Regions from separate parts of the Homo sapiens genome. Here region 1 is linked to region 2. A link is a loop called in an ENCODE intact Hi-C map of the cell type or tissue named here. Cell type or tissue: ascending aorta. All regions are shown on one strand. Links, peaks and the distances in the headings refer to the core of each region. The heading gives the core; the rest is flanking DNA.

Evidence for each region. Peaks named below come from ENCODE experiments on the same cell type or tissue, not always from the same donor. Only the 100,000 strongest peaks of a DNase experiment are listed, where the experiment ranks them.
Region 1: a loop joins it to region 2, with 3 times the contacts of the local background. A loop is called at or near these places in 2 of 110 quality-filtered maps.

The regions. Positions count from the first base shown.
Region 1 is chr3:52,085,401-52,097,589 of GRCh38, reverse strand. POC1A (POC1 centriolar protein A) reads left to right here. Exons shown (of 11, transcript NM_015426.5): 10 at 878-1,021. Among named protein-coding and RNA genes, the nearest start is that of LINC00696, 26 kb to the right of the region's middle. In ascending aorta, for the core only: no CTCF peak of the experiment used is centred there; DNase peaks (open chromatin) are centred at 5,829, 7,369 and 8,973; H3K27ac peaks cover 4,882 bases.
Region 2 is chr3:52,012,386-52,024,574 of GRCh38, reverse strand. No RefSeq gene overlaps it. Among named protein-coding and RNA genes, the nearest start is that of RPL29, 23 kb to the right of the region's middle. RefSeq lists enhancers at 266-645, 4,318-5,080, 5,081-5,843, 8,922-8,991, 8,667-9,546. In ascending aorta, for the core only: no CTCF peak of the experiment used is centred there; DNase peaks (open chromatin) are centred at 4,704 and 5,034; H3K27ac peaks cover 5,000 bases.

The sequences.
Region 1 (12,189 bases), core at 4,861-9,860, 71 kb before region 2:
CAAGTCCACAGAGGAACTGCAGGCTCTAAGACCAGCCCTGCCCTTGGACATCCTTGGCTCCAGCATCCCGCCCACTGAACATGTGCACAGCACTTCTTCGGTCCACAGAAGCCTTTGTGCATAAGGCAAGGAGCTGACTTTGCTGAATTTAGGGGCTGAAGGGCCTTACGCAGAAACACTAAGCCCCTCACCTCCTGGAGTCCTATCTGAAGCAGCCCAGGGGTGCCTTTCCTGTGGAGTCTGATTCCTGCCAGCCATGTGCCAGCCTGGGACATGCACACAGAAATCTTTGTTTTTCCAGGGGATCTGGGCCAGGGTGGGGTTGGAACACCCCTCTCCCCGCCACACACACACTTCCACCAAGTTCTGGGCCACAGCTTCTTGGGCCTGGGAAAGGCATTTGTGAAGCCTGGCACACCCCCATGTTGAAGGGTGGGGAATTAGAGTTGAGCTGACCAGGAAGAGGAGGGACTTCAGGCCCAGGCCAGGCTTCAGCATCTCTGGACTCACCTGGATGCCTGCTGGTGGGTGCCAGCTGCTTGAAGATATGGGAGGCAGCTAGCTTCCCTGAGGGGCTCCAAGAGCAGGCTGAGGCCACTCACTGGCCTGCCTACCTGCCCTCCTCCCCAGGCCCCTTCCTGCCTGGATCACAAGGCATTCTGATTCCACTCCCCACTTAAGGCCTCTGCCTGGAAAGGTATGTGTGTGGACCCAGATGTGGGAACACCGCCACGCTGCTGTTTCTTACTGACACTTGGAGCTTACCTTCTCAAATTTGCTGGTGGTTTTCCCTTTCATCCTTTGGAGGGGCTATTCCTCTCACAGTATTTCTTCAAGCACTGGATAGACTGAGGAACTTTTTTCTTTCTGTCTTTAGCCAGAAGTGGACTTCCCTGTCCCCCCAGGCAGAGGCAGGAGTGTGGAGTCTGTGCAGAGCCAGCCCCAGGAGCCCGTGAGTGTGCCCCAGACACTGACTAGCACGCTGGAGCACATTGTGGGCCAGCTGGATGTCCTCACTCAGGTAGGCCACACTGTGGGTTCACCCGTCATCCCGTCATCTGCACTTGGTCCCGCATTTGGACCGTTTGAAGTTGGACAACAGGTGCTGGATTTTTAAAAACATAATTATAACGGACCTGTTTTCCAGTCCATATTAATGACATTGCAGAGCCTTCCCGGGGATCCTGGCTCTTGGAGCCATTCAAGCCCTGGCCAGACCACTAGACTCCAAAATCCCCAATGCTGGGTACTACTGGAGTGTGCTCACCTAGAGCTGGCCTGGGCCACTGAAGAGCTTTGAAAGAAACACTGTGTTTGTTTATTCCTCCCACTCTTTGCTGGATGGGCACTGCAGGGGCATGCCAGGGAACTGAGTAGTGAGTCAGGGCTTCTGAGAACCTAGGCTATGAGTTTGAGCCTGGACCTTTCCTTATCCTCTGTGCAACCTTGGGGAAATCCCTTTAGTTCACCAAGCCCTGGTATGTTTATCTGTAATGTGCTGGTGGTTGTGGGCTCTGCCTGCCACATTCATGGTGAGAATTAAGGGAGATGAATCTGGGAAATGTTTGGCCCATGCCTGGCCCTAGGTAGCTGCTCAATAAATGTTAGTTGTGGCCCTGACCACCCTCGTCACTGAGATGGATATGGGCCCTGCCCTCTGGAGCGTAGGTTGGCAGCCATAACACAGGCTCGTAGTGTAGCAGTTTCAGTAAGAGCAAAATCCCTTGACAAGAGGTGGTGGCCAGCAATAGGGGCATGCTTGGCAGGGCCATTTCACCCGAGGGAGGAAGAGAGGTCCTGGCTGCCTGTGGCTCTGGAGAGGCCATGGGCACGTCCAGGGAATGAGTGAAGCTCCAGGTGGCTGTCATGTGGATATGTGGTCTTGGGGTGGGGGGCAAGGCAGGATTTAGAGGTTCCCCAATTCCTCATCTCCTTGGCTCTTGAGGCCAGGCTGGGACTCTGCAGATCCTCCTCTACCATGCCAGCACATGGGTAGAGCGAGGCTGCAAGAGGGACACATGTGGCCCACGAGGAAAAGAGGTGTTAAAGCCAGGGGGTGGGGGATGGGGAAGCAAGGAAGAGTGGTCTCCAGTCCAGCTCACATGAAGGACGCAAAGGACCCTTGATGTCACTAACGGAAATGGAGCTGAGATGGCATGGTATCCTTTCCCCAGCTTGGGATCGTGGGCTAAGTGAGAAAAGCTCTTCCAGGGTGTGTCATCATAGCCCAGCTGGGATGGCACACCTTGGGCCCACTGAAGAAAGCACTCTTGAAGGGAAAGGCCAGGTGTCATGACTGGGGGCTGTGGGACTCCAGGGCCCAGTGTACAGACCTTGCTGAGAGGCTGCTAAGCCCTGAGAAGAAGGCATGTGCTGAGAGAGATGTGAGCAGCATGCAAAGACTTAAAAGCCACCCCACTTCAAACCCGTCAGCAACTGCCTCATGTTTTTCACAGCCTCGCCAAGTGAGAGATTAGGGGAGGTGGAATCAATTAGAACTTTATAGGATAAAATTGGAAATTAAGTCTGAGAAGGTGGTTAAAAATAGCTTCATTGGATCCAGAGGAGTATAACACTAAAAACATTTCCTGTCACTGTGTTTTAGGGGTGCACATGGAAGGTTTTGTTATGTGTTCACAGTTAGGAGTATGATAGTAACTTTTAAAAAACTTGCATCGCAGAGAGTAAGTGAAGGCTGGCCTGTGGCCTGTGGCCTTTGGCCCATGGCTGGGTGTCTAGATGTCTCAATGCTTCTGTGGCACCCTGGTCCTGCCTCACACCATTCAGCCCCTTTGCAAATCCAACTGGCAGGCCACCCCCGACCAGATGCCAACAATATCAGCCAGTCACCTGCTTTGCAAAACTGACAGTGTCTGTGTGTTTCTGGATGCCATAAAGCGAGGCATGTTCTTGACGGACTCAATGCGTCCCGAGGAAACTTGAGTTCTGCAGATGAAGCACCAGTTGAGGCCTTAAAGTTCAACCCATTTTCAGAACTGTGCATAGCACCTTTGTGCTAATCCTGGCAAGTTCTCCTTGGGCTTGACTGTTGGTTGTCTTCTAGGCCAACCTTTCTCTCCTGGAGATGGGGCTTTCTCTAGCTGAGATGTTCCAGCCACAGCCAGAGCTATCTCCACCAGGGGGTTGAAAGTTTCCCTGTGCCTTTCTCTTGGCATTGGCCCAGCAGAGGCAGGCCCACAGCAGGCCCCGCTCTGGATGGTCCAGACTGACCCAGCCCTCCCCTGAAGCTTAGTGCCAGGCGGCCACCACCATCCATCTTCCCAAGCGGCTTGTTCAGCTGGGCTTCCTACTTGGTCTGTGGATATTGGTCTCGGGTGCCACCCCATCAGCAAGCACTCCTTGCCATCTGCCCAGTCCTGAAGAGCCTTTGTGTTCTGGAGGGGTAGGATGCCCAGCCACCCCAACACTGATTCCTACTACAAAGTCATCCATGTGAATTGTGCTGTTCTCCTCTGTTGCCTCCACCATCCCTTCCCTCCCCCACAGGGAAGTCTACTTCAGAGTGGCCTTTGAGAGGGAAGCTGCCTTCTGGGTCCTTCAGGCCTCCATCCTGCAGAACATCCTTCTAGGGGAGAGCCATGGGGATGCAGCGGGCCGTAGCCAGGGATGTTTTCTGAGTGAGTCACAGAGTCTCCAGCCCCTGGGTAGGACACCCTATTTCAGAGGCTCACAGTCTTCAAAGCCTGCCTTCCTGTTCAACAGGCTGGTATGGCCCCATGTGGCGAGGTCACCTCTGTGGATGTTTGTGGCCTGTCTGGCACCAGTCTGAGGGTCAGGGACCCAATCTCAGTCCTCCCCAGGGTGACCCCTTCAGCGGCTCCTCTGTGTAAAGGAAAGGCCTGGAAGCCAGGAAGCTGAGTGAGCCAATGGAGAGGAGTGGCTCAGGTTTTGTCTGGCTTCCCCATTGCCTAGCTCAGTGACCTTGGGCAAGTCACTTTGAGTCTGTGTGCCTTACTTTCCAAATCTGGAACACAGAGCTGATAATAATACCCACTTCATAGGCCTCTTGGGAAGCTCCTTGAATAGTACCTGACAACGCCGTGCACTGCTGATGTGTTGGGTGCTGCTCCTGTTGCTGCCATTGTCGTTATCCAAGGCTTGGGGGCCAGGGGGATCTGCATGACAGCACCAGAAATAGCTCTCCCAATTTTCCACTGCCTCATGAAGCTAGACCCTTCCCTACCCAGGAGAGCCATTCCTTGGCCCTCAGAGCAGAGGTGGCAGGTTCCTTCCATGCACACACATTCACTGAGCCCACTCTGTGTGGTGGGCCCTGTGTGAGACCCAGTCCCACCTTCAGGAAGAACTCAGGACTGAATCTGCCAAGGTCAGAGCCAGGCCTCCCCAGAGGAGCTGGCAACTGGAATAACTGGAAACAAGTGGGAGTCCAGACACCGGGTCAAGGCCATGGGTCCTCTGGTGTGGGGTAACAGAAGCAGCAGCCCAGGAGTTCACCCTCACCTGACGGGACACTAGGCAAAGTCGAGGCCTGACCCATGCTGAGGGTCTGGGGTAGAGTGGAGATGGGGACACAGAGAAGTTGAGACGCGAGCAAGGGCAGTGCTATCATGGCTCCATCCCAGGGGCGATGAGACAAACAGCACTTTGGCTGGCCCCTGCAAGGCTCCTGGTCTCCGGAGCAAGCCAGCAAGTGGGGCAGCTTCCCCCAGCCTTCCCAGGCCAAGAGGCCTTTCAGATGAAGAGGAAACCAAACTGCCCTTGGGACTTGCACAGCATCAGAAACCCTTTAACTCCAGAAATGGGGTTGGTGTTTTACTTTTTTATGAAAGCCTTTTTTATAAAATCCATACATTATTTTTCAAAAGTGTATTTATATGGGGAAAATAGACTTTGGGGTGACCTTGTGAGCCGAGCAGGTGCAGTCTTCAGGCCTCCCCACGTAGTTGTTTTAGATGAAAAGTCCTCAGAGTGTGGGGATCACATACTCATCATAGTTTTCATCCTCCTGGTTTTTATCTGAGGCCTGCCACTTTCCAAGGACTTCCCTTTGTGGACCTCACTTTATCCTCCCACCTGGCACATGGCAGCAACATCATGCCAGGTGCAGATAATGTGTTAATAATGGCTTGTTGTGCCTGGACCAGCCTCGGGGTCCAGCCAGCCTGGGGCTTCTCCAGGAGGCCAGGTGATCCTGATCTCAACCACTGTGGGCCAGAGCATCCCTAGCTTCCCTTGCCAAACAGTTTTGGTGCAGTTAGGGATGGCTTCATCAAGAAATTCTGCAAACCAAACTTGACCTCCCTGAAAGGTAAGGCCAGAAGCTCTTGCCCAGGGCTCTGTGATCAGAGAGCCCAGCAGGCCGAGTCCCTTAGGTCACCAGCCAAAGAGCAGACACATCCTTGCCCTGGCCTGCCCCTGTGTGGGGATGACCCCTCCTTGCCCCAGTAAACACTGAGCTTGCTGTTTGGGGCATCACTGGTTTCTTCGCTAAGCTTCTCTGGGCCCTGATCCCAGCTGATGCCATGCTTTGAGCAGCTGGGGTTTGTTCAGCTTTACACATCCCCACCAGCTGTGGGGAGCAACTGTTCCTCCTTGAGTTTCAGGGCTGCTCTGTTCACCCAGTGAGCCACCTGCCTGTCAGCCTGGGCACACCTCCACCATTCATCACCTGGGTGACCTTGGGCAGGTGACATCAATCCCAGAGCCTCAGTCTCCTCCCTTGTAAAATGGGGAGAGATGCCTCATTGGGTCCTCTGAGCTCTGCTGTGCGGCTCTTGGTTAACTGAGTGTGCTAGACTGGTGCCAGCTGTTCTGTGAAGCACAGCAGTGAGTCGATGTTCTCCTGGGAGCAATATGGGAAAGCACTGGGGCAGGCTTGTGGCACAGGAATGACAGGAGTGGACATTCCACAGTCCCCATACCGCTGGACTCAAGTCCCAGAAATGCTTTTGAGTTGCCAGTGAGACTCTAGTGTCTGGCTAGGCAGGAGGATAAGAGAGGGGAGAAAGAAGTCATTCCCCAACCCCGGGAAGGAGGAGGGCACAGGAGGTGACAGAGGCACTGGGGTGCACATAGACACTTGAAAATCAGGCATGGGTCATGGGGCCCATTAGATCAGACCCTTCCACCTGGACCTAGGCAACAGGGCCCAAGATGGAAGCTCTTTGAAGATGTATGTGATACTTCTGTTCTTTGAATGTAGATATTGTAATGCTTTTTAGGGAACATGTATTTCCTAACAATGGAACTGAAGATTTTCTTTGGAGGGCTTTTTGTTCCTTGAGCCCCCTATGGGAATTCTCAGGAGCTGCTAGGCCTGAGGTCAGGAGCGTGGGCGTCACATGCTGCGAGCTCCCCGCCCCACTGAGAGATCGCACGCCTCTCCCTCAGGGTCCAAGGGCCCTGCTCTGATCCTGTCCTGAGACCCACCCCTCCCCTATCCCCTCTGGAGAGAGCACACGCCTGTCCTGTGGCTGCCCTGGGGTCACTCACCTGCTGGGCCTACCTCAAGTCTTCTGAGAAAGTTGGCTTGACCCCAGAGGCCCAAGGCTTCCAGAGAAAAACCCAGACAAGGAGTCAGAAACTGCAGCTGCTCAGACCCATCTCTGCCTCTTTTTGGCTTTCCACCAAGGGGAGATTTTAAGCGCTGCCCCTCTGTCTGTCTGTCCCATGGGGTGGGCAGCAGAGGTCAGCCTCTTCACATGGGGCCAGGACTTCCCCTGGGGCCTTTTCATCTGCCTGCCCCCCAGGCCAGGCTCCTCCATTCTGAGCACCCCTGGAGGACTCTAGGCCGGACCCCGAGGCTGCTAGGCCTGCCTGCCCAGGGATGGGCGCTCAGTAGGTGTGCAAGCAGAGGCCCTGGGCCTGACCCTGGTACTGTTTCCCCTTGTGCTCTTGGGGGTGATGCCAGGTGATCTAGGGGTCTTTTTCACAGATGCCGGAAAACTTCTCCAGTGAGCAGGGAGAGAGGCTGTTTCCACAAATAGCCACTGCTACATGAGCTCACCTCCACGCTGGCTCTGTGGCTTCCTTCATGGACCCTCAAGAGGCCAGAGGGCTGCTGCACAGTGCTCAGCTGCCCTCAGGAGTAACAGGTTTCAGTGGTGTCTGGAAGTTGCAGAGGCCCTGGGCCTTCCTTAGGGCAAGGGGGTGGATCTCTGGGGTGTGGACAATGACCCAGGAGCTGGGGAGGCTGCTGTGAGGGGGCCCGGCATAGGCCCAACACGCGGCTTGGTGGTTTTGCCTCAGAAGCCCACAGCAAAGTTATTTTTGACTCCAGTTTCACGTCTTGCTGCTTTTTAAAAATACCGAGCCATGAAATTCCTGCTCCAACTGTTTTTTTATGGCACCCAGTGTTTCAGGCTGGCCACAGCAATGCTGTGATGTCACGTTCCAGTTCCTGTGACTCATGGAGGCTGCTGGGCTCCAGGACTTGAAAATGCATGCGGTGGGGAGCAGGCAGGGAGCAAGCCCACCAGCCCTGCTTGTTTGGGTCTCTTTGGCATTCGATTTTGTTAAGTGTTCAAGTCATTGCGTTTTGCTGTCCTAACTCAACAAGGCCAAGGATTTTTGCCTGTTTGCTTTGGGGATAGAGAATGGCCTATTTGCTTTGAGATACCTTAAACCTGCTCCCCCACCCCCACCCCCATGGTAGTCCTGGAAGTTCCTATTTGACGGGCTGCTCAGGTGAGGCATCTGGTTCCACACTGGTGGGGAAGTTGGCAGTGCCTGGCCCTGATGTGGGCCAAGCTGCCTCACTACTCTCAGGGGCTCTCTGTATCCCTCTTTCCTGGGAGGACCTGCTGTTGCTTATGGAAATAGACCCCCAATTTTATAGTTATACAGTTTTCCATGGGGATCGGTCCTCCCACGTGCACCCAGACAGAATTTGTTGGGAGGGTATAGAGTGAAAGTCACCCAGTGCGTCTTCCCATGATCCCAGGAGGGCGTGTGCAGCCCTCCTAACACTGCTTCCACTCGCAGACAGGGCCATAAGGGTGGTGGTGGGTTGTTTCTGCAAAAATGGGCCCCCTCTCTGCATCAGCACATCTAGCCAGCTCACCTGCTTGGTCCAGAGTGGATGTAGCCACCCTCCTTGTTGTGGACCTTCATGGATTGCCCTTTTGGCCAGAGTCATGTTCAGGACAACCTGAACTTCTTTGTGGGGGTTTGGAAACAAGAGGCTTGTTTTCCTTCTGTTAAGAGGCTACTTCTGGGGGACAGGGGACTCAAGACACTGTCTGTTCTGTGCCAGGGACACACTTGGTGGCAGAGGGACTGGGGGAAATGTCTGTCTGCCTGGGCCCCTGGTGATTCCCCAGCCCTGTTACTATTTTTGGCATTTTTCCCAAAGGCTCCTCTGGCTTTGCAAATGTGGCGGGACAGGGGAGCCTGTGTCTTCCCCAAGTCGCAGGTCAGGGCCAGTGCCCTGCCTCCTTCGTGACATGCAGCCTGCGAACAGCACTCAAAAACGGGCAAGCTCGTGTTTGCAGGGGGACTGGGTGGCAGCTCCCATGGGGGTCAGGCAAAAAACTCTGGTTTTCTATCTTTTATCCCGTCTGTGGTTGTGGCAGAAAGCACCCCCTTCCAAAGAGGCTGCAGATTGAAGGCCCCTGCCTGCCAGATGGGCTCGACAGTAGCCGTGGTTATCTCTGGGGCCTGGGAATGTTCATGGTCGGTCATACGAGATTTCTTCTGAGGCTCTGAGCTGGCTTGGAGATGGGGGAGGGCTGGGGGAGGGCTGGGAGATGGCGGGAGGGAGCAGGTGGTGGAGAGCAGAGGCTGGGAGCAGGGAGAGAGGCCCATGCAGGGACATCTCATTCGGGCTGAATCTAGGCTTGCTCTGAGAAGAGGAAGGGAGGGGACTCCACATGATTTGCTCTTGCTCCTCGGGGACCTGGGCCCTCCAAGGAAAGGCCAAACACAGGCCACAAGAAAGGGGCCTGTGTTATGACAGGAGCCCCAAACTGGCCTGCACCGCTCTGAGATTAAGCAAGCCACAGCCTACTTCATCACAGCTGACCCCGTGACCTCTTGGTGCTTTCCTGAATGAGGCACCACCACAGCAGGGCCAGGAAGGGCTGTAGTTGGGCCTGCTGCTTCCTCCCATGCGCTCTGTAAAGGGCCCTGATCCAGGCCTGTACTATGGGTATAGAACCTCATCATGCCCACAGTGGCCATGGCTGAGGAAGCAGAGGAAGCACAGGAAGCCTTGAACTTAGCATGGCATTTGGGAAGCAATTATGTGCCCCTTGCCCTTCTGATCTGGGCCCAGCCAGTGGCTCCAGAAAGCTCGCTAAGATGATTGCTCAGGTTTTCCCACTGTGGATCAGTGGATGCTTGGCAGGATGGGGGAGCCTTGAGACTCCATCCCTGGTGGCTTGTGCCCTTCTTCCTCCCGGAGGTGGCCTTGTTGGGTGGTAGCTGCAGCCCGACTCGCCAGGCTATACTGAGACTTCCAGGCCTCCAGCAAGCTATCAAGATGTCTGGCTTAGGATGATCATGTCTTGCTGGGTCTTGGGAAAGTAGTTAACTAACTACTTTATATGGATTGTTGGAAAAGTCAGCCTCTGAAGAAATGGGTTGCAGAAGGCGGCCAAGGTCAAGGTCCACACCCCATGCTCAGCCCTGTTTGGACTCACCCTGGAGTCAGAGTCCAGCAAAGCCTATGGCCAAGCATGACTGGTGTCCTACACCTTGGGGCCTATCCCGGTCAGACACTTGGCTTCCCTGGTGGCCTGTACATGGCTGGCAGAGATGTGCTTGAACCCACCCCAGTGTCAGTGGGGCTGTGGCTCAGGTCCTCCCTTTGGGTGTGAGCAACACCCCATGGGTCCCAGGAGCATCCGGTTTTATGAATGGTCTGAGTGGACCCACTTTTTATAGCTTCTCCTTTTGGGGGAAAGAGTGATATGGAAAAGAGAGCTGTGTTCATTTAAAAGGAGTTGTTTTTAAGCCATGAGCAAGGTAAATAGCCAAGATTCCTTAATCTGGTGGCTAATCCACTAATAGAAAATAGTGTTTCGTGTACTTCCCGAAGAGAGCTAATCCTCAGTAGAGGTTGGGGCTGGGGGATGCAAAACCGTCAGAGAAATCCTATATCCCTGAGATAATGTGAAACAACCGCGGACCATAGGCTCAAGGGACCAAAAGCTCATTTTCTGTTGTTTGCAGCAGACTGTGGGGTTAGGGGGAGTGGTTAAAAAGACAGTTGCTGGGCCTAGAGAGATTGGGAGGAATTTTTTTAGAAATTGTTTTTTTGTGTGAATTGGCTGTGTGATCCTGGGCATGTTAGCATGTCAGACATCAGCATGAGAGGGGAGCTCCATTCCTTCCCCTCTGAGGTTCAGGCCTCAAAGATTTTAGTCATCATCAGACCAGGACAGAGGTGGGAAGGGGAGGAACTGGACTGCTTCCTTTACTCCCGCCCCCACTTCCTGCCAAAGCAATGAGGCTTCCTCCCTCCCAAGACTAGCTGGTGGGGCCTGCCCCTCCTACTGCCCGCCCCACTCTCCCTCTATCCCTTCAAGCTCACCAGGTCCAAGACCCACGCTGGGGTGAGTGTTCCTCACAAGCTGGGTGGGCCCATCCCTAGATTAGACCTGCCCTTTGGCCTGGGGGACCTGGGCTGGCAGGCACCGGACCTGTGTTCCCTGCATTTCCATAGCACTCAGGGCATTTGTCCATCCAGTCAGTACTCAGTGTGCACCTGCTGTGTACCAGGTGCTGTCTAGGAGCAGGAAGACAGTGATGAGAAAGAATAGAGAACAATCTTTGTCCTCATCACTGGCATGCAGGCTGACTGATGTCCACAGGCTGCTCGAGGGGCATCGTTTGTACCCTGTGACATGAAGGCCCCTGAGCTGCAGACCATTAGGTACTGGTTGGTGGCTGAGGCCAGGAGGCAGAGCCTTGGGTGGTGTGAAGGTGCTGCAGGCCCTGTCTGCAGAGGGCTAGGCTGGCCCCCTAGTCACTGCTGACATGTGGCAGCAGGCTAGCAAGGGCACCACCAGCAAGTCAGGGTCCTGCGTGTGTACGCACACAGGCTTACACCAAGTGACAAAGCTGGAGTTGGCAGGATACAACGCAGAGCTAGGGTAGGCAGTGGGGCCCGGCAGCCCTGCTTTGTTTTGATAGCTCATGAGACCCCACAGCAAAGAGATTCCCCTTTTATTGTATCTGTTTTAGATCTTGAGAATCTGAGTGAAGTCAAAACCATGCTACAGGGGAGATTAATTCAACATTTTTCATCTCTGCAATGAAGCCAAAGGAAAGTTAGACATTCAGTGCAGCACAGTTGAGACCAGGGGTGTTGAGTCAATGGCCAGCCCCAGGACGTTTGCCCTGGCCTGCCACAAATGTCCTCAGTGTGGCCGGGTGACTGCGCCCTCTCCCTGAGACTCAGAGCAGTGGGGACCACACCACCTCTGGCCCAGTTATCTGGCTCCTGTGTTGGTGGGGAGGAGACTGGAGAACCCCAGTCCCACCAGGGAGACATCATGGGGGCGCCCACATCAACCACAACCCGGGAAGTGAGTAAAAGGAGCTTTTCATCACAGGAGAACTTAAAGAAGCAGCCAGACCACCACGTGCATCAATGGCTCACACCCTCCCAAACCTGACCACAGGCTGCCCTATTTGGGGCCTCATCAAGCCCCATCTGTGCCCATGGCTCCCCCAACATCCCGGAGCTCAGCCAGGGCAATGGCTAGAGGAGTCATGTTCCCCATAGTGCATGCCTGTGCCCAGCCAGACAGAGCAAGTTCTACATGCATATTAGCTATTAATATGAATATTGCAGTGACTATGAGAGGTGTGTTTTACAAAGAAACTGAAGCCCTGAGTCTGGTAACTTGCCTAAGGCTGCTCGGCGAGTTAGTGGTCAAGTTTCCCTTTGAACCTAGGCCATGTAGCTGAGGAGCCTTCGTGCTTACCACGTGGGACCAAGGTTCCCCACTAGGAATCCCTCAGTGGCATTTTCCAAGGGCCCACACCCATGAGGGGAGGAAGGCAGGCATCCTAGCAGCGGGGCCAGGGCAAGGAGGCTCCTAGGGTAGGAGAGTGGGCGGGCCTCAGGTGGGCGGGGTTGGGCAGGGAAGGCAGTATTGGTGGGCAGCATAGGGCCTGGAGGGCCACGGGAATGCCATGCCGCAGAGTCTGGCCTTTATTCCTGAGCTCTTGGATAGGAAAGGGGCACGGAGAAGCAGT
Region 2 (12,189 bases), core at 2,579-7,578:
ATAATTGTCTTCCCCTCTCTTCCCCTCACCAAGAGCACATTCATTTTTTGGGGTCTCAGTTTATATGCCTCTTCCTCCAGGAAGCCCTCCCTAACCTCACCAGGCATTCCCACAGCCACCTGTGCACCTTCTCATTCTGTCCTGTACCTGGCACAGAGAATGTACCCAGAAAGTGTTTTTTGAATGAATGACTTCCCCCCGGAAAATGACCTCAGAACTCTGGGTTGGCCTTATCTGAACCATGCTGGCTCTAAGTTCGTTGTCAAACCCCAGAAGGGTACAGGCTTCCCCTGAGCCCTGGATGCTGGTCTGGGACCTGGGGATCCCTGAACTGAGGGGCAGGAGGGTGTGTGTGTCCTGAATTCTTTCTGAATGTGGTCCTGTGATCTGGGACTAGACCAACTGAGGGCCCTCTGTGAACAGGAAGCAGGAAGGAGAGCCGGGCCTCTGTTCTCCCACCCAGTCTCCAATTTAGAGGAAACGCAGCCTATAATTTGGAAGGCTAATTTGGTCTGGGGTTAGAAGGGAGCTCTCTGTGTGCCGAATGATGCCACGCTCTCCCAGGGGAGGAAGCATCCCCTCCCTGGGGACCTGGGGCCTCTGCTCTCAGTTCCAGGCCACACTGCTCCAGTGTGCTCCCTCCTGAGGCCTGAGCTGGGGCCCCTAGAGAGTCAGGCAGCCGGTCCTCAGCCAGGGGAGAAGGAGGGAGGGAGAAACCCAGGGCCACACTCCTTGGTCACTGACTGTCCGGTCCACTGACTGACTGGTGCTCCCGGCATCAGGAAGAACTAGTGGAGGGTCTCCAAGGACCAAGTCCACATGGTGAGCATTGCCCCAGGGTGCCCCTGGCCAGCAGGTCATGCCCATTCAGGCAGGAGCTCAGGAGAAATGTGGGCAAAATGGGCATTGTAATGACCTGGTCCAAGAAGCCTCACTCTCTAGCAACCCTGACCCCAATTCCTGCCACTCCCCGAGCTTAGGCACACTGAGTCATTTAAGGTCCTTCCCAGCATGATGGCCGCTGTCATGCTGCTTTTCCTCCTCCCCTGGGAAGTCCTCCATGTCCACCAGGCTGGTCAGGAACTACCTCCAGGCTCCTTGTCTAACAGGTACCTGGTTGCTTCCCCATTGGGATAGGGGCTCTGTGAGAGTGGGTTCCAGTTGTGGTCACCTTGGTGGTCAGAGCCCTGGCCAGGGCCTGGCTCAGCAGAGCTAGTGATGACGGACAGGCAGAGAGGCTGCACCACTCACAGATGTATGGCCTTGGGCAAGGCCTGGCACTTCCCTGGGCCTCAGTTTGCTTGTCTGTGGGCTAGGCACAGAGCAGTAGTTCAGTATTTGATGACTAAGTGAATGAATGCATGCATGCATGAATGAATGAATGAATGAATGAATGAATAAGGAGTTGGACTGGACAGTCTCCAAACCCTGGAGCTCAAATCCTCTACAGTTTCTCTCTCCTCATTTGAGTGCTAGTCTCTCTGCTCAGGCTTGTGTCAGCAAGGACTGGGGAGGGGAGAGGTCCTGGGGTCAGTCAGGGCAGACAGGAGCTGCAGGGAAGCTGAACGCTGGGATAGGGTGTCGGGTGACAGGGTCTGGGGAGAGGCGGGGCAAAAGACTCTTCAGGGTGAGGGGTGAAGGTGCCCATCCCTGGACCTGGTGTTCCAGGACCCCAGCCTGCCTGCGGCAGCGCGCCATCCCCACGACACACCACCCCAACTCACCCACAACCCAGTGGCTTCTCTTGAAACTTCTGCTCGGCTCCAACAGTCTGTCACTGGGGCTGGTGATTCACACACTCCGCTCTTCTTTCCTCTTCCCAACTAATTATAGCTCCTGCGTGTTTTTCCCCCTGGAAAAATGTCTTCTTAAAAAAAATATATCCCCAAGCCAGTGAAAATTAATTGGGTGAGCATCACTGTGTACAATTCAGACTGGCTCCGAAGACAGGCAGGTCCCAGGTTGTGGGGGCGTCTACTGCCCAGCAGAGGAAGGACGGGCGTGGGACGCAGGGTGCACATGGGGACAAGCAGCAGAGGCTCCACCCAGCCCCCATCCGACTGGCCATGGCTCTGGGGATCCTGAAGAATAACCGCCACAGTGATGGTAACGGGGACTCTACTGAGCGCCACAGCATGCTGGGCACAGTGCCAGATGCCTGCCATGTGCATTGACATTTAACCTTCTGATGCCTGCTGAAGCTGGCCTTGGAATTGGTTCCACTCTGTCGAAGAGGAAACTGAGGCTCAGAAACTCATCCAGGGTCACACAGCCATAGTGGGGGCGTTGGGGGTGACCATGAGCCATGTGGTGCTGGGAGTTGGGAGCCAGGGTGGGGGGGCATGGCCAATGGCCTGACCAAGGGGAGGCCCAGCATCATTAGGCTCCCCAAGGGACAAGCAGAGCAGGCACGCGGCCCTCTGTCTCGTCTCTCCCTCGCTTGCCTCCTGGGAATCACAGGAGCTCCCCTGGCACTGGGCCAGAGCTGAGACTACAAGTCCCCTAAGCTCTTCATGGGGCCCAGTGCGTGGCAGTTGGAGCAGATGTCTGAGCAGGCATCCTGGCCAGGCAGGGAGGGTTCCAGAGTCACAATGACAAAGAGGTGGAGATAATCAGAGACAGGACAAGAGAGAGCCAAGCAGAGCTAGAGAGGGGACAGGGAGTCACCAGTCCAACTGCAGAGGCAGAGAGGCAGAATGGAGACTGAACCAGAGACACAGCCGGGTCTGAGTCTGAAACCAAGGGACAAAGATAAAACCCAGGGAAACAAGATGGAGAGACACAAGGGAGAACCAGAGGGCTGCTGTGTAGGAGACAGCCTGGAGAGAGGCAGCACCGAGAAAAGAACAGGAAAAGGAAGGTGGAGGCCCACGGCCTCAGGCCAGGCCTTGCTGGGGAGGGTTCCTAAGAGCAGGGGCAGGCAGGGGTGCTCCAGGCCTGCTTTGGGCGTTGGGAACATGGTTCCTCCCAGCCTGTATCAATCTAGGAAGACTGCCTGGAGAGTGGCCCCAGAGCAGGAGAGCATGTGGATGTTAGGACATTAGGAGAACCGAAGGCATGGGGGGCAAGGGAGCAGGTAGGAGGTGGCAGCCACCCTGGGCCCATCCCGGGAGAGGCTCCTTTGGAACCCGGTCTCTGAGGGTGGCCAGTCTCTCCCTACCCCAGCTCAAAGGCAAGGACCCTCCCCAGGGGCTGAGGAAAATCCAGGCAGAGTTAGGCCAGCTCATTTCCTGGATGGAGAAGTGAAGTCAGTCTGAGACAACCCCTCAGCACCCCAGTCCCCACCAGCCATTAGGAAATAAACCCCCTCTACCAGCTCCAAAGGCCAGGGGCCTGTCTCCCTCCTTACATTCCTAAGCTAGAGCCAGGTCTCCTTCAGCCTACATCCTTTAGCCTTCCCAGAACCCTTAGGGCAGAAGCTGCCTCTACCCTTACCTCCAGGCCAGGCCAGAGACTGTCTCTCTCCAGGCCAGGGCAGGACCCCTCTCCCAGACCCCTACCCCACTCTGCCTTGGCAACCCAGAAGGTGTTGACGGCCTCGCTAACCACAGGCAGACTGCCCTGGCTCCAGCCATCACCTCCCCCAACTTCTCTGGACCCCTGACACGGCCGCTGGCTGCCCGGGGTCAGGGCTTGGTACCCAGGATCTATTAGCCAGGCAGCTGTCGGGATTTCCAGCACGGGGGGACCTCTGGGGCTGACACCTCTGTCAGCCACTCTCTTGTCTGGAATCTGCTGGCCAAGTCTGCACTCTTCTGGGGTCTATGTCTGGACCCTAGAGCATCTGCCATGAGAAAAAAGGACACAGCAGGAAACAGGTGGCCTTGGGTGGCCTTGAGGCCAGAAGACCAGCACAGGCCTTGAGGATGTGCCCTTGAGCCCCAGGAATGGAGAAAGAAGTGGCCAATGGGTCCAGGCAGGAGGGTTGGTCAATGCAGAAGGGCACCCGTGCAGCCTCCTCATTCTTGGTCCATGCCCCTCAGTGGGCCCGGACACTGTGATGACCAGGACATTGGGATGGAAACACCTTTTTCGTGGGCCCCCGGCTAACACACCAGGAAATCTCCTTTTCCAATAACCCATAACAGGAGGCAACACAGGATAGGGTCTGGAGTCAGGCAGCCTGGCTCCTTCCAGCTCAAGCTCTGGGGAGATGACTGAGCCTCAATTTTGTTATCTGTAAAATGGTGCTGCCAGTAATTCCCTTCTCAGACAATGCTGTGGATAAACAAGATTTTGCACATGAAACAGAAACATAAGTGGCCATGCTTTAGGCAGCCCAGCTCCTACCAGAGGCTCCAAACGTCTCCCTGGAGCCCCCTTTTTTCCTCTAGGCCCCTCCTGGCAGGAGGTGACAGGCAGTCCTCAGTCTCCAGCCCCACTGCAGCCTGGGGAGGCCCAAACGAAGACCTGAGGGAAAGGAGAAAGTCCGGATGGGGGCAAGGAGCCAGGAGACCTTGGTGTGGTCCCCTCCTGGAACGGGCCACTGGCAAGCCCCCTCCCTCTCGGGTTTCTGAGCAATGGGGATTGGACTGGATGAGTGCCTTCCTGCTCCCAACTGGAATCCTCAGCCACCCGCTTCTCTCTGCCCCTCCACTCTGGCCCCGTCCCCTTCCAAGCCAGCCTGGCCTTTGGCCTTAGCTCCTCTGACAAGAAGAGAGGGAGGAGGGCTTGCCTGCCCCCATGGGAAACCATTTTTAGCTCCCTGAGGAACTCGGCGTCCTCCCAGCAAGGGTGCGTGGGTCGTAGCTGGGTATTAATAGCTCAGCTGGAGGAGGTGACCGGGACTTTGACAGCCAAACCCTGGAGGCCTCCCATGCTGGGCAGCAGAGCAATCCCCCTGTCGTCCACCCCTCCCTTGCTGGCTCTGAACTCCACCACTGCTGTCCCCCAGGGGTGCTCTCCTCCTCCAGCCCCCACCCCTCTGCCCCTCACACAGGACTGGTTTCCCCCTTGGTTGAATCTTCCTGTGGTCCCCTGGGGAGGGGAGACCTCTTGCCCCAGTTGTGGGTTGGTGCCTGAGGCCGGTTTGTGACCAGGCCCCGTGGGAGGTGAGAACAGAGAAGCCTGTGATAAGGCTTCCCCCTCGCACCCTTTTCCGCTGCCCGCTGGCCTCTCATTCCTGCTTGCTTACTCCACCCTGGCTCCTCCACTGGCCGCCATGTGGGCTGGTCCCCAAATGTCTCTCCACGCTGGGCCCAGAATGGAGAAGAGGCGGGAAAACCCAGCTGGCCGAATGGAGGCCTGGAAAAGATTCCCTGGACAGTACTGCCTGTCCCCTGCTCAGGTGGGACATATGAGGCCTGAACAGGCCGCAGGGCTACCTCTTGGAGGTAGCCTGGGAAGTGATGGGGCCCTGGGCTGTGACTGGGGACCTACAGCCTTGGCTCAGCCCCGTCCCTGAGGCCCCCATGCCGTGGAGGTAGGGAAGGGGCACGAACCCACGCTAGGTGTCTCACACACCCGCCTCAAACACTCATCCGCACTTAATATCTCAGCTACCCCTGGTCCCTCGAGGCTACAGCCTTGAGGGTAGAAATCGGCAACCCAGAGGGAGCGTGATCGACGTGAAGGTGGGTGCTGTGATCACCCACATTTCAGAGATGAGCAGCCAAGTTTTCAGGGGAAGCACACCCTGGGAGCAGGCAGGCAGCCGGGGCTGGAGGCCTTCGGGAACAAGATTCGGTCCAAGCCCTTTGCTTTCTTTCTAGAGTCACGGTCTTGCTCTGTCATCCAGGCTGGAGTGCAGTGGCACTGTCATAGTTCACTGTAACCTCAAACTTCTGGGCTCCGGCGATCCTCCTGCCTCAGCTTCCTGAGTAGCTGGGACTGCAGGCGCGTGCCACCGCACCTGGCTACCACCCTGTGCGTGGTCATGTCCAAGCCCTAGACGCCCATTTTTCAGGCATCTCTTTGTTACCAGTCCTGCTCTGAGTCGTCTCCAGAAAATAGGAAGGCTTCTGGGTCTTTGGGGACCTCTTCCTCAGGCAGTCGTGGCCTTTGGGACTAGCCTGAGTCCTGACGAGGATGAAGGTCCAAGCTCAGTTTGGGGTCGGAGTCAGGGTCAAAGGTCAGTTTGCGGTGAACAGTGAACCCGGCCCTCTAACTCCTAACTCCAAGCTGAGTCTGGACCTCTGACTGCTAGACAAGACTGAAGCCCAAACCTTTGGGCCCCAACTCTAGTTTCTTTTTTTTTTGAGACGGAGTTTCGCTCTTGTCGCCCAGGCTGGAGTGCAATAACACGATCTTGGGTCACCACAACCTTCGCCTCCCGTGTTCAAGCGATTCTCCTGCCTCAGCCTCCTGAGTAGCTGGGATTGCAGACACGCGCCACCACGCCTGGCTAATTTTTTGTATTTTTAGTAGAGATGGGGTTTCTCCATGTTGGTCAGGCTGGTCTCGAACTCCTGACCTCAGGTGATCCACCCGCCTCAGCCTCCCAAAGTGCTGGGATTACAGGCGTGAGCCACCGTGCCCAGCTAGTTTCTAAAGTCTCAACCCTTAGGCCCAGGATGAATCTGGGCCATCAACCTCTGACTCCCAACCCAGGCTGAGCCCCCAACCCGGCCCCAGGCCTAGGGAATACTGGTCCCCACTTGCCTTCTGAGGCTGTGTCCTGGGCTCACCCGGCTCTTCACCTCTAAATCTCAACCTGGAGGTGGCCCTGCGTGCTCCTCACACTCCCTCCTCAGCCACCCCCGCCCTGAGTCTTGAAGCAGGCTGACACAGGGACACATCACACCAGGCGATGTATGACTTGGAGGAGCAGAGGCTGGAAACATATGCTATTTCTGGGCTGGATCTTATTGGTTTGGACCGTGAGCAAAGCAGAGCCCACAGCAGAGGGAAGGGAAACAGGCAGACGGGCCCTCAAACACACAGACACCACACTGCGTGGCGGGATGCAGGGGTCCTTGGGTGACCTGGCACTAGAACCACGCTTCCCTGGGACAGAGAGGCCAGCGTCCACACCCCGACTTGGAGGAAACAAGTTTAGATAAATGTGACACACACATCCCCAACCCTGCAGCTAGTTTTTTTTCTAAGGAACCCATATTCCCGGTGGCTCAGAGTGGAAACTGGATCCAAGTCCCGGCTCTTCCTATAAGCTCTGAGACCTGAGGCAAGCTGCTCAGCCTTAGCCTGGAATAGCCTCAGCATCCTCATCTGGGAAATGGGACTGTGATGTTATCTTCCTTTTGGGGTTTTATGAAGACAAAACACAACCATAGAGACGGATTTCCTGCACAAGGCAAGAGCTCACAAAGGGGCAGCTACCAATATTTTCCCAGTGACCAAAGGCAAGCTGCTTCAGTTGTGGGGTCAGGTATCCCTTCACCCCTCACTTCCGCCTCTACCCAAGAACTCCTGGGGGACACATTTTGGAAACCCTTAACTTAGATTCTAGGCCAGCAGCAGGACCAAAAGTAGCGTTAGCTGACAATTACAGAAGCCGGAACAGCATGGAATTTGTCAGCATGGAATTAGGTCACAAAATTCTTAAAACAGAAGAGCCACAGAAGCCCAAAAGGCTCAACATCCTAGGATGCAGACCTCCCCTGATTTCCTGGGCTGAAAATGGCGAGAATTGACCAAGACAAAACGAGCTCTTGCCTCGGACAGGAGCGTGGGGACTCCGGGCTCTTTCACTACATGTCCCAGAGCACCCAGGGAGGGGGAGGGCTCCACCATGGTCTCCGAATCCCCTCATTTCCTGGTGATTGCCTGCTTCCCCTCCTCCTCCAGCTCAGATGCCCTGGATGTCCAGCCATTTCTAGAGCACCCCCAGCCTGGTCTGGCCACCTCTACTGACCCCTCCTAAGACTCCCCACCCAGGTGCTGAGGTCCCCTGGGGTGAATCCCAGGGAGCTGTCCCTGCTGCCCTCAGCCTCCAGGGCCCTGCAGAGTGGGCTCCTGACATGTTGGTGACCTCAGGCTCTATCCCCTCTGTCCTCTTGCTCCTCACAAGTAGAGTCAGGACAGGAATTGGCACTGTTGGAAGGTGAGTGCCCACCCACGTGCGGGGCACCTACTGGGCTTTACGTCCATCATCTCTGATCCAGGAATCCCAGGGCCAGATTGGGGCTTGACATACCCAAGTCCACATGGCTGGGAGGTGGCAAGGGAGTTTGGCGTTTGACCTAAAGCTGCTGTCCTGAAAAGGGAGCTGTGAAGAGAGGTCCCAGCTGTCGGACGGGCTACCCCTCAACAGGCAGCAGCAGAGCCCAGCAGCCTGTCCATGCTGCACCCCGATTTCTCGGGGAGAGGCCCAGCCTCCACCATGGCTGGCTGAGCCCTGCCCCCCGGTGCCAGTCCCACATGACCTTTCCAGGTGGCTAATGAGAACCTGGGCACCACTCAGTAATTGGCCTCATTAGGTACCTAGGGCTGCCCAGGGGATGGGGTGGCGGATGCTGGGCCCCGTGGGGACTGGCCAGACAGCCGCCTGTTAATTACCTGAAAAATCAGACAATTAGGCTTCCTGCCACCTGCCTGCCCACGTCCTGCTGGCCCCTAATTACTGAGCGGCTGCTGAACAGGCTGGGAGTGACCTGGATTTGGACCGAGGACCAGCCCCTGCCATCTCCCCCATCCCCCACCCCCAGCCTCCATCGCATGCTGCAGGGACAGACAGCTGGGGTGCAGTGTGTCTTTCAGGGATCTTCCCCTGGAGCCCCCAGCCCCCTTTCCTAGCCCTGTTCCCTTCCTGCTCACGATCTCTCCTGCAGAAGGTAGCTCTGGAAGAGAAGAGATGGATGCCCGAAGCCCTGGTAGCCCTCAGGGAAGATGGCTGCTAGGGGAGTGGCAAAAACCCAGAAAGCGGCATCCAAGAGGTCTTGCTGAGGTGAAGTGGCTGCTTCCCCTCCTGCTCAGCTCTTCCAGGGGAAAGATAGCAGACTGTGTTCAGGAGTAGGAATGGCAGATAAGAGGAAGTTAAAAGCTCTCCTGAGAGCCCCGGCACAGCCCAGGGCATGCTGGGGGCCCAGGCCTGCCCTTGGGGAGTCCCCTCACTCAGAAGAGGAGATGGAGCTGGACAAAGCAAGACAAGCGTGCAGGGCCTGGCCTGACTAAAGTGGTCCTGGAAGGCTTCCCAGAGGCAGTGACCTTTAGGCTCCGTCAGGTGAGGTGTACACTGTCCCAGGCAGAAGGAACAGGGCGTGTGAGGGTCTGAAAGTGGATCCTCCCCTACAGAAAGCACAGACAGAGAGGCAGGGCACTCCCTCTGCAAGCACCGACCATGCACCAGGCAACTGGCTGGAAGCAGCTAGATGGGCCCTACCCCAGGAGGGAGTGGGGTGGACACACTGGAGTCTAGAGGGAGGCTGATGTGGGATGTGGGGCCTCCCGTCATCAAGGTCCAGCATGCAAGAAGTACCTTGGCCACCTCCTTCCTGACCTGTTTCCTTTCTTGGTTCTGTGCTAGGATTGAAAGTCCCTTTCTTTGTTTCCCTTGGGGACTTGGAGGCCCAAAGGTACCTGCTCAGAAGGGTACTCCCAGCCCAAAGAGGTCAAGAGACTAAGCTGAGTTCACCCACCCAGTTGGCTGGAGTGGGCCTCAGAGAGGTGTCCACTGTAGTCTTCCAGTGGGGTTCTGGCCCAGCCAGAGATGAAGCCACCACAACGAGGTAGGTTAGAGACAGGAAGGAGATGGGACTGCACTGGGAGGCTGGACACCAGCATTTGAGAGCTGCCACAAAAAAGTCACGCTACCCCCTCGTCCCTAAGCCTAACTCCAGGGTGGCCCCCTAGAGGCCTTGCTGCCAACCCACGCCTTCCCAAAGCCATCCCTGATAAGAAGGCCAGGAAGGCTTTGCGGACTTCCTTTAATGCACGCACTGGATCCTGGGGCTTGGTGTAGCCTGAGGCCAGAAGCTGGGAGCAGAGTCTGAGGGCAGAGCAGGTGAAGTCCCTTCTCTCCACCCCTTTCTGCTGGTCTGGGCTTCCTGACCATCGCGGGGGCAACTGCTCTGTGCTCTGCAACCTAAATTGCAATGGCTGCCGAGGTATTTCCTGTCAAACACACTACTTTGCTGTAGTGTGGCGACTACCGCAGGGATATGGGGCCTCCAGGCTTCTACCAACAGCCCCCAGAGTCAGAGTCCTGTGACACATGCACACGTGTGCACCCAACCTGGAGCCCCAACTGCCTGGTCGTCTCTGGGTCCACCTCTGCTGCATCATCATTGTCCACTAGGGCAAGCTGTACCCTGCACAACACCAGGATCCTGCTTGCACACACCCTGCTCTCATCTCTCTGTTCTTATGAGATTGTTCCCATGCTTACACCTTTGCAACCTCTGAGGGCAGGTTTTCACCTGCTCATGGCACCTGACACACAGAGGATGCCTTATAAATGTGTGTTGTATGGATTGTGGGTGGTTGATGCATGGATGGACAGATGAGTGACTTATCTAAGCTCTCCTAGCCTGCTCTAGTGGATGTAGGACTTGAACCCGGGTCCTGGGCTTCCACATGCTGCCTGTCTTATTTGGCATCCAGCCTAATCCCAGCTGGATCCCCTTCAGGATATAAGGGTGTCTGTACAATGAACACCCCTAGTCTGTGCCCCCACCTCTGGCTGCCACTGAACAGCCTGGGTCACCAGGTCCCAGGTGGGCCTGAGTCTCTGTCCCTGCTGCCTGGCCAGACTTAGGAAGGTGTCACACATCTGAAGGAAGATGACATTGCCTGGGCCAACAGAATTCTCCCATTTGATCTCACCTCCAGGATCCAGAGCTGGGCAGAGAATGCAGCTAGGAGGAGAGAGTGAAGAGAGGGATGAAAAACAGGGGGTCCCTTACATCTCACCAGGCTCCCAAGCGAGTCAGGGAAAAATGAGCATCCAGAGCTTCAGCCCTTTGGGTGGGAGATCCTTAGAGGCCAACTTCTGAGTAGAAAACCTGTTCCAGGGGAGGATGGGGTGGGGCAGACCGAGCCCAGCAAGCACAGTGGTCTCAGAGCCAACAGGCAGCTGCCCCAGCTCAGCTCTGCACCAGCACCCAGTCAGCCAGACCCACATACAAGCTGCCTCCATGGATCATGGGCTTGGGCAGCCTGCTTCCTCCTGAAGCCTCAACTTTTGTATTCAGAATCAGGTGAGCAATGAGATTAAACATCAAAAGATCTCTGGGCACAGTACCCAGGCATTCCACAAATGGTGGGCTAGTGTGTATTGCTCCATTTTCCAGAAGGGGAAACTGAGTCCTGGAGAGATAAAGTGACATCCTGAATGCAATAGCAGAGCCAAGAGTGGCACACCAAGCTCCTGGCATATGGTGTGGCATTCTGACCACACTGCCTCCTGGCTTGGGGTGGGCCAGACCCAGCAGGTTCATGCATCTGGGATTTGTGGTCTCAGTTGGGTGTGTAGAGAAGAGCCACTCACATCTAGTCGAGGTTGGCTAAGCAGGCCTCCAACGTGGTACCTGGGTGACCCTCATGGCGGCTGACCCTGTAAGAAGCTTGGGAACACCTTACCCCAATCTGCCCTAGGCAATCGGGTCTGAAATTCTACCCTGAGCCCTTTTTGCTGTCCCTTCTCAATGTTGACCTTTGCCCTCCCTTCCCCCACACCCAACCTGGGGCCAGCTGCCCAGGAAGCTATCCTGGGCTACACACTTGGCCTGAAACATCTGCTGGACATGGCCAGACACATATCCTTCCTGTGACAAGATTGGAACAGGATGGGCAACACCGTCTTTGCTCTTTCTCAGGGCCATGCCAAAGTACAGGCTGTTCCTGGAAGATCGTGACATGAGCCGGGCTGGGGAGGACTGTGCCCATGGCCCTACAAGATACTGGGCAACTCTCTTGTCCGTGGATCGCAGGCTCCCCTGTGATCAGGCTCCACGGGGCTATAGCTCAGCATGTCAAAGCTAACAACTCACGGACAGGAAACTGGTCCTTTCCGGTGGGGAGGAGCTAAGTGCCAACAACTCCATCCCCCAATATAATAATCTAGCACCTTCCAGGCGGTGATGGTGGCAGGGTTCCTGTATGCCAGGATCTGTGCAGGCTGGTCTTCAACATGAGTTCTCTTGAGCTTGACTACAGCCCTGAAAGGAGGAGCTATCATTATTCCCATTCTGTAGATGAGGGTGTGAAGACCCAGACAGGGGCAGTCCTGAGATCACACAGCCCAAGAACTAGGCTCAGCCTAACCCTTGAGCAGGTGCTCCTCACTGGTAC